Linked DNA regions of Homo sapiens: region 2 is linked to region 1. A link is a loop called in an ENCODE intact Hi-C map of the cell type or tissue named here. Cell type or tissue: PC-9. All regions are shown on one strand. Each heading gives the region's core, and the rest is flanking DNA. Links, peaks and the distances in the headings are about the cores only.

Region 1 (7,492 bases), core at 1,120-6,119:
TAGTGGGGAAGGGAGCAAGATAATGTGTCAAATACGGAAAACTTAAAGAAGTCTATTTTGTCCTAAAAAATAATAGTATAGATGAAAATACAATAAATACATTCAAATACTTGAAGTATTATTATAAGGAAGAAAGTATGGTCCTATTCCATGCTGCGGTAAGGATAAGAATTTTATCTTGTTGGCGTATCAGTGGTTCTCAGTGTTTTCTGGAGACTCAAGATAGTCCCCAAGAACCTTTTAAAGATTCTTCAAGGTCAAAATAATATTAATTAAGTGTTATGAGTATTATTATTTACCTAACAGTACTAAGAAGTTATTTTTCTTCTTCTCTCTCATTCTCTCATTAGTAGAAAATTAATGTTTCCAGAAACTATATGGTATATAATATTACAACAGATAGAGAATATTAAAGCATATATGAGAATCCAGCTATCTATTATTCAGACAGACATTTAAAAGATTTGTAAAAATGCAAAAAAGTGACACTATTCCTATTAAATCTTTGTTTTATAATATCTGGTTGTTTTTCATACAATATGTGCTATTTATATTAATATATTGATTTATTATTATTTAATAAATAATTAAATATTTTAAAATTCTATCTAGTTTATTTTACAATAAATATATATAACCCACATAGACAAAACCTCTTTATATTCCACAATTATGCTAAAAATTAGGTTTATGTTTAAGAATGTTTAAAAAGGAGTCCAGAGACTAAAAGGCATGAGAAACATTGGTTTCAATTAACAGTGTTAAGATTTTGAAACCACAAATTTCAAAATATTTCAGCAGTTCAGCACTAAATTAGGCTTTTCTTTTTTTCTTAATGTAGTTTTTAGAAAATATTCAGTGAGTGTGTGTGGTAAGAGGGATATATATACATTGATCCTAGTCACCTCTAAGGCTTCTTTCAACTCAAAGATTCTGCAGCTCCATTGTGAAAGGAATTGAAAAGAGAGCTTACTGAAAATACTGTTCTCATAAGCCTGGTGTGAAAGTTAGCAGCTAAGCATGTGGTTAGGAGCGGCAGTTTTGGGGTGAAGCAAAAAGTGAAGAACTCCAGTGCAAGAATATAATGCATTTTTGGATCATTGTGTTGGTGGTAGATTATCTAATGAAAATGATAAGACTGAAGGGTTTGCTGTCAAAGTTACTTAGATTTCATAATGGAATGTCTTCTCAGGAGGATGGAAACTAGAGTCCATGTTGGCCTTACAAGTCTTCTCTGAATATTCCAGAAACTAATAGTTAAGATTCTTTCAAAAAGGTAAGTTGATAGATGCCCACACAGTTTCTCCTCTAGACTGTGTCACAGATGACAACCTCATAACCTCTACCTGTTGTCCTGGTTCTACCATTTATTTCAACACAGAATACACACACACACCACACACACACACACACACACACATATATTTGGGTGTGTTTATGTAAATTACATATTTCCTCTTTCATATAACTTTATATTCAAAATTTAAACACAGCTGCACAAAAGATAAATGTGCAAATCATAGGAACACAATTCACAAAGGAAATGTAAATAATAAGCATATGATAAAACCCTGAACACAGTAAAAATTAAATTAATCACAAAATGGTAAATTGAAGAAATACCAGTTTTTATAAAAGTAACACTTTTGAAAATGATAAAATTAAACTCTGACAAAAGTATGTGAAAGGAAACTCATACAATGTTAGGAAGAGAATAGAGGAAACAACTTTTCTGAAAGCCATTTGTCAATATATATGAAGAGACTGAAAATGTTTTCATTTTTTAACACAGGAATTCCAGGTCTAGGACACTATATCAAAAAAAAGATCATATATATATATATATATATATATATATATATATATATGGACATATATATGGACAAATATATCTATATATTTATATAGATATAATCTATTTATATAGATATATATGTCCATATACGTGGACAATGATTTCTGTATGATGATATGCATTTTAAAGAAAAACTACCAAAATATCTTTCTTTGAAAACTAAAACAACTAGTTTTACAGAAAAATTAAGAAAAATATTCTTGGTCAGGCACAGTGGCTCACGCCTGTAATCCCAATACTTTGGGAGGCCAAGGCGGGCAGATCACCTGAGGTCCTGAGGTTGGGAGCTCGAGACCAGCCTGAACAACATAGAAAATCCCTGTCTCTACTAAAAATACAAAATTAGCAAGGCATGGTGGTGCATGCCTGTAATCCCAGCTACTCAGAAGTCCGAGGCAGGAGAATTCTTTGAACCTGGGAAGCGTAGGTTGCAGTGAGCTGAGATCATGCCATTGAACTCCAGCCTGGGCAATGAAAAAAAAAAAGCAAAAAAAAAAATATATATGTATTCTTCAAAGCCATGTTGGTTTGGTCATTAAACACACACTGTCGATTTCCTCAGACAGTCCGAACTATCGTGTCCTCAAAATGAGCACTGGCCCCCTCTGTCCCTCCACTGCATGGGGCCTACACAAGAAATCCCACCTGGGGAGGGGCCACATGTATCTTTTCCACAAATTTGTCTTCTGTTCCTTGGCATAGAGCAATACTAACATTTGTGAAATATTTGTAGAAAACACAGCTGCCTTTTCTACAAAATATGCAAGTAATTACTATAAAATAGTATGTGTCTAGTGGTGACAGACAAGAGAACAAGGCAGAAATCAAAACATGAAGAAGCTGGTGTCTCCTTCTTAGAGACCAGGTGTCTCCACTAGCCCATTAATTGTCATAATGGCCTCTGAGTTCTAACCTTAAAAAAAGTATATTCTCTTATCTCTCAAAATTTTAATTTTACTTGAAATAAGTTGGTTCTCAACTTCAAATTCATCATTAAGATATTTTTAAAATATGATTTTGAAAAATCTTGTCTGGAAAGAAAATTCTTTTCCTTAGCAGAACGCCACAGAAATGCAGATACTTCCTGCGCATGTCTGTAGGGTAGTACCGTATCAGTTATTCAACTTAACGTTCTCAAATGATTTGATGAAAGCACTCTTTCTTCTAAAGATTCTTACTCTAAAAGGTAAGGGTTAGCTGGATTTTTTTTTTTGGATTATCATGAGGAGCAACCAGAAAACTGTGCTACACTCTCTAAGGGGACACAAATTGTCATAATTTTCCAGAAAGGAACATAATAAGAACAGAAGTGCAATTCCATCAAATCTTGCCACATATGTGTTACATTTAGTATTCTGGGTAACAAATGCCAAACTTTTAACCACTTTTCAGGGGTGAGAGGAGAGGAAAGGACAGAGCCGGCATAGAAAACTTGTTAATTAGTCTGTAAAAGAGCAAGCAAAAGACTTCACCAAAGTTACCACTTCAGGACAAGAAATATTTTTCTTATATAGGAGAGACTGATAAATCATGGTAAACATTCTACGTTATCCTTATCATTCCGTCTCAAGGAGGTATGTATACATTGTGTCTTTCATGAGCACAATTACAGTCCACATCACTTTATTTTATTCCCTCCTTGTATAAGAAAGCAACATAATAAAATAATACTCAGGCTCAATATTTTGCCATTTTTACTATCAGATTACCAGTCATAGTGTCAGTCTATCTATACAAAACATGCTAAAATATTCCCACGATACCAGATTATCTCATAGAATTATAGAGCCTCATCAGTTCATGTGTATCATTATTAATTCAACAAATATGTATTTAAAGGCTACTCTGTAACGATAGGCACTGCCTATACAAAGACAAAGGAAAACATCTCTCTCTCTCTGAAAGGTGCTTAAAGCAGAAAGAAACTAAAAACCAAATAAGGAAGGGTATTCCAATGAGACAGACCAGAAAGATGTCCCTGTGGGCATGTAGGATGGCTGAAATGTATATGTGCTCCACATCTCTCCCCTGGAAAGGTGAAAAACCTGTACTGTTGCACAGAGCTTGGGCACAGTTTAGTTTAACACACATTCATCGAGTATTGAATCATAATTATACTATTTTTGTCTGTGGAAGAGATGCCACAAATGCATTTTTTATGGGCTATAAAGAAAGCCAATGTCAACAAGAAACCTAAAAAAAATGTGTTTGTGTTCATTCAGGAGTAAAGCAGAGACATTCAAAGATGAACAGCAATTCTGAATGGAAAGAGGCCAGCTGTAAAACGTCATAGAAGACCTGCAGTAGAGATACAATCCTGAGAAGAATATTTAGCAAGAATGGGGTTTCAGATTTCTGGTATTTCCATATGGGTGGAGATTGAAGAAAAAAAAGAAAAGAGCAAAAGTTTTCTCATAATGTTTTGCAACTTCTGCTTCCGGGCCCAGTCAGAGCCCAAAAGCAGCAAGAGAAGTAAAATGAAAACACTGAACATTTTTTTTGTTTTGTTTTGTTTTAAATAATAATTAATTTTCACTCACAAAACTGAGTATACTTAATTCAGGTATGTTTGAGATTTCAAATGAATATCTATAGTGAATGCATTTTTATTTAAAAGGAGAAAATGGTTTATTCTTGACATCCTTTCTTAGCTTAGAGAGAAATAAAATCTTCAGAAAATAGTGGTGGCTTACAAAAGTTGGATTTTTTTAAAGGAATAAAATGGAAAGCACGAGTAATCTGATGATAATATTCAATAACAGAAAAAGTTCTTGCCACTAACACTTTATCAACTATAAACATAAAAACCTACTTTCTTAAAGATTAATTATCTACACTGTGATCAGCATAAATGCACAGCTAATTTTTTTCTGCTCTAGTAAGTGAATATTTTGGATTTCAGAATGAACTTTGCTTTACTAGAAAGAGGTAAATCAAAATATTTAATCTACATAGGAATACATACAGTGTGTGTGTGTGTATATATATATTTATATATATACACTATATGTATTAAAAAAAAAACCTCTTGATTCCATCCTATGGTGGAGTTAGAATGTTCTATTAACACAAGTAGATATTTCGTTTTAAACAAAACTGATTTTTTTTCCTACACTAATTTAATCTCCTTGCCTAATGTTCTTTAGTCCTCCAACAGGTCTGCCTACTTAAACAATTTCTAGTCACAGGATGTGGCTGCCACAGTTTTATCTCCATCTGGCAGAACATAACCAACCTGCTTGAGCTCTCAGCTCCTGTTTTATAGCAACTAAAGTTTCCTTGTTCACCCGCTCCCCCACGCCACCTCCATGACGTGCATTTCTCGTAAAACTACAGATCAGTAAACTTCCTCAGGGAACTTGCAGTAATGTATGACAAAAAAAAAAAAAACAAAAAACAAAAAACTAGTAGCCCTGTGATGTGTAGCAGAATTCATCAGACTAGCTGTCTGTTCTGGCACTGATTGCCAGGCAAGCTTCCATTGTGCCTTCATAGCTCATACACAGTGCACTTTCCCTGTATTAGGCCCTTGTAGGTATCTGGATCCATGGGCAAAAACTTGAGTAGGGGAGGGAAAGAAAGGGAAGCAACAATACCTTTTAAGTCAAAAACTGAGAATAATAGATTGCTATTTCTTCTATATGCAAAGGATGAAAATATACCTATGACCCTTTTCACTGTGAAATGCTTAATGTTTGTTCTAGCAATTCTTACTGGAAATGACTGCCTTACACAGTTGCAAATGTCTTAGAATAGTATAGTGAACATCTATGATTGGAAATAAGTCCCTGTTAATCTTTCAAATAATGACCAAATTTTTGTAACCTCTGGTAGGTACAATTCGTAAATACATGGATAACTCTTACAGGACAAAAATTACATCCTACTTATAGTGAATATATTTTTATATCATTTTGTTAAAACTTCTTAAATTTTTCTAATAGTTAATACTTAATTGTTACTACAAAATTCTCACCTGTGAATCTTTTAAGTTTTTTAAAAATTATGTGATATCTCCTTTGTTCATTGTATAGAGTACCCAACGAACTTCATGGTGAGTGATGCTTAGTGGGTGCTTTCTGATGAAGCATCCAGTAGTTTAACCAACTGGTCTAGAATAGCACAGTGTTACTGCTGGGAGCCATAAAGAAATTATTTCAATGAAGTTTGTAGTTTTCAGTTAAGGTGGCTAGGGTAGGCAATTTTGCCCTCAGTTGACATTTGGCAATGCCTGGAGACATTTCTGGTTGTCACAGTCAGAGCAGGTTGGGTAAATGTGCTGCTGTGTCTAGTTTACAGAGGCAGGAATGTTGCTAAACATCCTACAATGCCCAGGTCATCTCAGTTCTCCAACTAGATTGTCCACAGGGTCAAGATTCAGAAACTAGTCTAAGCTGTAAATCTCACTGAAAAAGAAACCAGGCTTAAAGAAGTCAAGTCACTTATTGAATACCACATACCAGAATCTCAGTCTAGTGAAGAGGAATTAGTAATAGAGTTAGGATTCAAAACTTGTCCCAAAATGCCTAATCCAACATTCATTTCATTGTATCAGGCCACAGAACAAATACCTCATAATATGCTGGAGGAATTCTAGACCAAGTTCCCTCATTTTTGGTGTAACAAAGGACAAGTCACTAAATATCTATGAGTTTCAATTTTCTTTTTTGTAAAATAGATGCGTTGAAATAGATTATTTCTAAGGTCTCTTGCTTCTCTAAAATTAATTGTTGTATAAATAATGCTACTTTACATTATAGTAGTTTCCAAATTCCTTTTCTCTTTCTTTAATTTTTTTTCTCTTTTTAAAATGTTTGGTACAGGAATTCTAACTCAAATAAAAGCAGGAAATATGTCAGCTAATTAAAAAAAACCGGCAACTTGAACAATACTTGTCTCTCAGTAAATAGTAAAGACCATCACAAAATAAAAGGTATTCTTATTTGTTATTATTTAATAGAAGACACATTCTCTGGTCCATTTATATCCTGTATACAAATTAACTTATTTTGATTGTATCCATGCAATCTAAGACAATAAAAATAGAAGAAAAAACAGCCACATAAACAGCAAAGTGTTATTACTGATTTAATTGAATTGATTTGACATTTTCAGTCCACTGATATATTTCCTGAGATAAAAGTTGCCCTTAGTATTCATGAATCTGTAGTTCATTCTTAGTAATTTTAACATGAAAAATTGATGTGTTTAAATTTTCACTTTAATATTCATGTTTTCTATAAAATATTGTAAAATTCTAAGATATTATGGTTATACATATTTATTACTATTATTACATATTAATGTGAATTTTGAGAAACTTTCCTTTGCATGATTTTCTCAAATTACAAAATATATTATTCTCTTATAAAGGACAGCAGGTTTAAAATGGAGCAAGGAGCATTGGAAATATATTTAAGGGGAGGGAGGGGCCAAATTTGGTTGTTAAATACCATATTTTATTGATTAAAGAGTTTGGCAGATTAATTGCTACAATTGTAAAATAGGACAACAGATAAAAAGAGAAAATATATAGTTGTCTTTTCTTCACTAAAAAAACTAGTACTTGTAATCTGTGTATATAAATTTTTCGTGTACCATATAATCCCTAATTTTAAATCTCCTTTCATTATAAAG
Region 2 (7,492 bases), core at 1,619-6,618, 81 kb after region 1:
TGGATCCAGATCAAGACAAAAATCTCCGAATTACCAGAAAAAGAATTCAGAAAGTCAAGTATTAAGCTAAACAAAGAGGCACCAGAGAAAGGTGAAGTTCAACTTAAAGAAATCAAAAACTATGTTAAACATCCAAACCTAAGAATAATTAGTGTTCCCAAGGAAGAAGAGAAATCTAAAAGTGTGGAAAACATATGTGAGGGAATAATTGAGGGAAACTTCCCCAGCCTTGCTAGAGATCTAGACATCCAAATAAAAGAAGCCCAAAGAACACCTGGGAAATTCATCACAAAAAGGTCATTGTCTAGGTACAGAGTCATCAGGTTATCTAAAGTCAAGACAAAGGAAGGAATCTTAAGAGCTGTGAGGCAGAAGCATGAGGTAACTTATAAAGGAAAACATATCAGATTAATAGCAGATTTATCAGTAGAAACCCTACAAGCTAGAAGAGATTGGGGTCCTATTTTTAGCTTCCTTAAACAAAACAATTATAAGCCAAGAATTTTGTATCCATTGAAACTAAGTTTCATAAATAAAGGAAAGATACAGTCTTTTCCAGACAAACAAATGATGAGAGAATTCACCACTACCAAGCCAGCACTGCAAGAACTGCTAAAAGGAGCTCTAAATCTTGAAACAAATTCTTGAAATACACCAAAATAGAACCGCCTTAAAGCATAAATCTCATAAGACCAATATAACAATAACACAATACAAAAAAACCCAAGGTATTCAGACAACAATGTATAGGATAGTACCTCACATTGCAATACTAGTATTGAATATAAATGGCCTAAATGCTCCACTTAAAAGATACAGAATGGCTGGGTGCGGTGGCTCACACCTGTAATCCCAGCACTTTGGGAGGCCAAGGCAGGCGGATCACCAGGTCAGGGATCGAGACCATCCTGGCCAACATGGTGAAACCCTGTCTCTACTAAAAATAAAAAAAAAAATTGGCCAGGCGTGGTGGCAGGCACCTGTAGTCCCAGCTACTTGGGAGGCTGAGGCAGGAAAATGGCATGAACCCAGGAGGTGGAGCTTGCACTGAGCCGAGATTGCCCCACTGCACTCCAGCCTGGGTGACAGAGCGAGTCTCCATCTCAAAAAAAAAATATCTATATCTATATCTATATATACACACACACACACACATATATATATACAGAATGGTAGAATGGGTAAGAATTCACCAATCGAGTTTCTGCTGTCTTCAGGAGACTCATCTAACATATAAGAACTCACATGAACTTAAAGTAAAGGGGTAGAAAAAGATATTTCATGCAAATAAACACCAAAAACAATCAGGAGTAGCTATTCTTATATCAGACAAAACAAACTTTAAAGCAACAGCAGTTAAAAAAGACAGAGAGGGGCTGGGTGCAGTGGCTCATGCCTGTAATCCCAGCACTTCGGGAGGCCAAGGCTGGCGGATCACCTGAAGTCAGGAGTTCAAGACCAGCCTGGCCAACATGGTGAAACCCTGTCTCTACTAAAAATACAAAAATTAGCTGGGCATGGTGGTGGGTGCCTGTAATCCCAGATACTCAGGAGGCTGAGGCAGGAGAATTGCTTGAACCCAGCTGGCGGAGGTTGCAGTGAGCTGAGATCACACCGCTGCACTCCAGCCTAGGGGACAGAGCAAGACTCTGTCTCAAAAAAAAAAAAAAAAAAAAAAAGCAATTTTTAACAATATTAACACTGGGCTCTGGGTGATAATGATGTGTCAATGTAGGTTTATCATTTGTAACAAATATATTGGTCTGGGAAATCTCCATACCTCCTGTACAATTTTGCTATGAATCTAAACCGGCTCTAAAAATAAAGTCTATAAAAATAATTTTTAAAAATAGAAAAAAGGTTAATATAATAAACTTTATGTTATGCATATTTTATCTGAATAAAAAAATGGGAAAAAATTATCCCCAAAAAAGAAAACTTTAGGTCCACATAGTTTTGCTGGTAAATTCTATGAAATGTTTAAGGAAAAATTCATACCAATTCTAAAAAAACTAGTCCAAATAATTGAAGAAATTATTCCTCACTTTCTATTAGATACAAAATCTGGAAAAAGACGTTAAAAAAAAAGAAAAGAACAGAGCAATATCCTTCATGAAAATAGATACAAAAATATTAAATAAAATTTAGCAAATTGAATCCAAATCAAGTTTTGTCCCAGAAATGCAAGATTTGTTTAACATTTAAAAATTGATAAATGTAATTTATCATGGTAAAAAACTAAAAAAGAAAATCTATTATGATCTTCTCGGTTGATACAGAGGGAAGCATCTGACAAAATCCAACATTTATTCCTGATAAAACTCTCAGCACACTAGGAATAGAAGGGAATTTCCTTAACCTAATAATCATCACCTATGGAAATTCTATGGCTAATATTATTTTCAGTAGTGAAAACTGAATGCTTTCCCCTTAAAAAGGGGAATGAGATAATGATGTCTACTTTTATCTCTTCCTTTCAACATTGTGCAAGATATTTTAGCTACTAAGCCAAGAGTAGTTATACAAAACACATCCTGATTGGTAAGAGAAAAGTACAATTGTCTTTATCTGATGGCAGTGTGATCACTTCTGTAAAAACTTCAATGAACAATAAGCTAATAAAAAAAGCTAAGTGAGTTAGCAAGGCTGCAGAATAAAAGATCAATATAAAAATTCAATTGTATTTCTAACTGTTCCCAATGAACGTTACAAATTGAAATTTTTAAAACTATGAAAATACCGTCAATTAATACCAACTACTTACATATGAGTCTGACAAAAGATGCTCAAGCCATGCAAACTGAAAACTGTAAAATATTACTGAGAAAAATTAAAGAAAACCTAAATAAGTACAGAACTGTTTCTGTTCATGGATGAGGAGACTCAATATTTTGTAATGCAGATATGCTGCAAATTAATATATAGATTCAATGTATTCCCAGTCAAAATTTCATCAAGCTTTTATGTACAAATTGATAAGCTGATTCTAAAATTTGCTGGAAATTTAAGGGACCTAGAAAAGCCAAAGCAATTTTATAAAAGAAAAACAAAGAGGATTAGCTCTACCTAACTTCGAGACTAAGGTTAAAGTAATAAAGACAGTGTGGTATTGGTATTAAGATAGACAAATAGGCTGGGCGCGGTGGCTCACTCCTGTAATCCCAGCATTTTGGGAGGCCGAGGCTGGCAGATCACAAGGTCAGGAGATCGAGACCATCCTGGCTAACACGGTGAAACCTGTCTCTACTAAAAAAAAAAAAAAAAAAATACAAAAAATTAGCCAGGTGTGGTGATGGGTGCCTGTAGTCCCAGCTTCTTGGGAGGCTGAGGCAGGAGAATGGTGTGAACCTGGGAGGCGGAGCTTGTAGTGAGCCGAGATCGCGCCACTGCACTCCAGCCTGGGCAACAGAGCAAGACTCCATCAAAAAAAAAAAAAAATAGACAAATAGATCAATGGACCAAACCAGAGTCCAGAAACAGGCCCATACATATAGAGACAACTGATTTTTTGGCAACAGTGAAAAGGCAATTCAGTGGAGAAAAGATAGTCTTTTGACAAATGGTGCTAGAACAATTGGATAATGGCATGCAAAATATAAACTTTGGTTCGCACCTCACATCATATACAAAAATTAGCTAAAAATTGATCCTAGACCTAAATGCAAAACCAAAAGCATTAACACTTGTAAAACACATAGAAATTTTTTGTGACTTTGCATTAAACAAAGATTTAATTGATATGAAACTGAAAGAATAATCCATTAAAAGTTAATAAATTGTATTTTATAAAAATTAAAATGTGTGACCTTTAAAAGTTACTGTTAAAAAATGCAAAGATAAATCACAGACTGGGAGAAAATATTTGCAAATAATATCTGTAATAAGGCAATTGTTACAGATATTATTTGTATTATTTGAGAGTTCTTCAGATAATATAAAGAACTCTCAAAACTTAAGAGTAAGAAAAAAATTCAATTGTTAAAATGGAAAAATTATTTGAAGAGACACATCACAAAAGAATACAAGTGTATGGCCAAGAGGCACATGAACAGATGCTCAAATGTATTAGTCATTGGGTAAATGAAAATTAAAACCGCAAGATTACAGTACATTCCTATTAGAACAGCTAAAATTAAAAATGCTGGCCATACCAAGTGTTGCCAAGGATGTGGAGCACTAGAATTCTCAGACAATGAGGATGGAAATGTAAAATGGTGCAGTCACTTTGCAAAACTGTTTGCCATCATTTAAAAGTTGTAAAAGTATATGTATTATATACCTAGCAAGTCCACTCCTAGTTATTTACCCAATAAAAATAAAAGAATATGTCCAAACAAAGACACAAAAAATTTGTAGCAGGATTGTTTTCAATAATCCCAAAATGGAAACAACCCAATATGTCCATCAACAGGTTACACCGCATGTTCTCACTCATAGGTGGGAATTGAACAACGAGAACACTTGGACAAAGGAAGGGGAACATCACACACCGGGGCCTGTTGTGGGGTGGGGGGAAGGGGGAGGGATAGCATTAGGAGATATACCTAATGTAAATGACGAGTTAGTGGGCACAGCACACCAACATGGCACATATATACATATGTAACAAACCTGCACGTTATGCACATGTACCCTAGAACTTAAAGTATTATATATATATATAAATATATATATAAAAACAGGTTAATGGATAAATTTTAGTATATCCATATAATGAAATACTACTCAGCAGTAAATAAGAACAAAGTGTTGTTACATACAGCTACATGAATAAATCTCAGAATAATTAAGCTGAGTGAATGAAGATAGATAAAAAGGCTAAACGATATGATTCCATTAATTATAAAACTCCAGAAGATGCAAATTTCCCTGTAACAGAAAGCAGATCAGTAATTGCCTCTGGGCAAATGAAATGAGGGCAAGTAAGAAGGAATGAGAAGGGTATTCAGGAAACGTTTGCAGAAAATTGATGTGTTTACTATCTTGAAAGTGTAAAGGTTTTATAGAGATACATATATGTATATATGCCAAAACTTATGAAATTGAACACTTTAAATATATGCAGTTTATATTACATCAATTTGCCTCAATAAAATCGATTCTAGAAAGAGAGTTATATGGAATTCAGGCTGTAGCTAGACAGAAAGATTTTGTAGCTACCATCCTAGTGGTGATAGCTTAGGAGTTCCTGCAAATAAATTCAAGGTGCCACAATTCTTCTAATATATGCAGAATTTGAGTGCCCTAGGTTATTTATAGTCAACTGCTGGGGATTGAATCCCAGCTATATTAAGTTGGAAAGTGTGGCTCTTTGGCAAGTTTTCTTATCCAGCTTCATGGAGTTGTTGTGAGGATTTAATAGATCAAATAGTAAGTGCTCAATAAATGTTACGAGCACATGTTATAAAATGGTTTATTATTATGTCAATATTTGAAGGAGGAGTTTCATTGCTTTGGTCAGCTACTTAAAGTCTATGACTCAGAAAGTCAGCAACTTCTCTGATAATTGAAGCTATGGAAGAGAATGAGTGACTCAAAGACAGAGTGAAAGGTAGAGGAAATAAATGAGAACAGAACCTTGGGGGAATGTCTGAGCTTAAGAGGAAAGAGATGGAAGAGGAACTAGATAAGAAAACTGAGAAGTGATACAAAGGTGGGAGGAAAGTAGGAAATGGTGGGGTCACAGAGTATAAGAGGAAATATTTTCAAGAAAAGAAAAATTCTCAAATGCTGCAGCCATGAAAAAGAAGCTCAAACATAAGAAAAGGCCATTGGATTTGGCAATAATGAATTCATGTTGTCCTTTGAGACAGCAATTTCATCAGAGGGATGGGGAAGCAAGACACATGGTATGGGGCTATGAATTAGTGGTTAGGCAGTGTAGCAATTAACGCACACCACTTTTCAAGAAACTTAGAGATGCATAGAAGAAGAACAATAAGATTATTAGCTCCAGGCAGGGCTAAGAGGGTATTTCCAGTGTTAGGGAGTACCTGAGCATGTTTTCAGGCCTAGGTGAGGGGACAGAAAAACTTAAAAAAGACTAAGTGAACTCTTTCAAAGCCAAGTTTTGAAAGAAATAAAAGAGGATAGGAAATAAAACACAGATGGAAGTCTTAGAAAATACCAAAGACCTTATGTTTTAAGAAAGCTGGAATGAAAAATATAAAAAACAAGAAAAGGAAGAGGGAGGACAAGAGAAGGAAAGTTGAGAATCCTGGTATCCTATGGCTGCAACTACACTAAAGTAAGCACCATAGTCATAATCAGAAAGAGAACTAGACTGGCACTGATGACATCAGAAGAATGAGAACCAATTTGAATTATCAAGAGTTAGATATTATCACATAAGTGACGTGCTATATGTATGTTGGTTGAAGAATTTAAAGATATAAAGTATATTGCAACCTCACATACCTGACAACATATTATCACTGACTCAAATTTATTTCATTTATAATAAATAATTATCCTAATGCCAAGAGCTACAAGCAATCAATGACCAAATGCACAACCATGAAATAAGGAATGTGACCATTAGATACATTGGTAAAAAGATAATACCTCTTGGTTCTAGTTCCAATTCTGTCACATGGCCTCGGATTTGATGCTTTGCCTCACTAAGCCCCAGCATTCATCGTACAGGTCCATTGAGGTCTAACATGGTAAAAATCAAATATACTTATAAATGTACTTTATTTGCTTGTAGATTGAATGACTGGCATGTTATTTTATCTCTAGAGATGATATTATCCTTGGCTTAATGAGGCTTGCAAAGTTGTTTTTCTTTTAATCCAAGACAAAATATGCTATTCCCATCAGTAGATGAGAATAAATGATTGAGAAAGCTCAAAGTCAACGGCCAATCCTCTATACCTTGGGAGCTCAAACTAGTAGAGTCCTGCAGTCACTCTTAATTTCCAGCATATGAAGCTGACAAAGTCATTTGACTGACTTCTTATGCCTCCTCTGTCACAGAGGCAGCCACTGCCCCTCTGATATTATGTAGGTCACTCTAAACACTATGCAGAGTTTTATTTTAGAAATAAAATTTCATGCTATGTAACTACACGATATATTCCAGGGAGCCTGACTGCACATCAAGGAAAAGGGGTGCTTTGTTTCAGAAGGACTAGAATATAGCAGATAAGTATGAAGTTTCTGGAATCAGAACACCTGAGTTTTAATTCTGACCTCACTGCCTACTAAGTACAGCATAATCCCTCTAAGCCTCCTTTTCTCATCAGTAATATAGCACTGTTAAAATTTTAGTGTGCATATGCATAGAATATGCTTATGATAACATCTGACACATAGTAAGCAGTGAATGTTAATCTTTATAGAAATATGCTGAATTTGGGGTATTTTTTTATCAGTGAAGATCTCTTCTGTTTGGATAATTATATATTATATTTACAGCCTGAATAAAAATTAGTTTTAATCTCCTTGAAAAAGCCATGCTTTCCAAACAAGGGGCAGAAGGAAATCCTCT

Evidence for each region. Peaks named below come from ENCODE experiments on the same cell type or tissue, not always from the same donor. Only the 100,000 strongest peaks of a DNase experiment are listed, where the experiment ranks them.
Region 2: it touches region 1 in a loop (2.7-fold over the local background); 3 of 110 quality-filtered maps call a loop at or near these places.

What each region holds. Positions count from the first base shown.
Region 1 is chr1:198,654,407-198,661,898 of GRCh38, reverse strand. All of the region lies in intron 2 of PTPRC (protein tyrosine phosphatase receptor type C), which reads right to left. PTPRC-AS1 (PTPRC antisense RNA 1) reads left to right here. Exons shown (of 3, transcript NR_199042.1): 2 at 1,193-1,276; 3 at 4,078-4,346. Among named protein-coding and RNA genes, the nearest start is that of PTPRC-AS1, 9.0 kb to the left of the region's middle. In PC-9, for the core only: no CTCF peak of the experiment used is centred there; DNase peaks (open chromatin) are centred at 4,098 and 5,088; H3K27ac peaks cover 2,754 bases.
Region 2 is chr1:198,574,297-198,581,788 of GRCh38, reverse strand. No RefSeq gene overlaps it. Among named protein-coding and RNA genes, the nearest start is that of ATP6V1G3, 37 kb to the right of the region's middle. In PC-9, for the core only: no CTCF peak of the experiment used is centred there; a DNase peak (open chromatin) is centred at 4,118.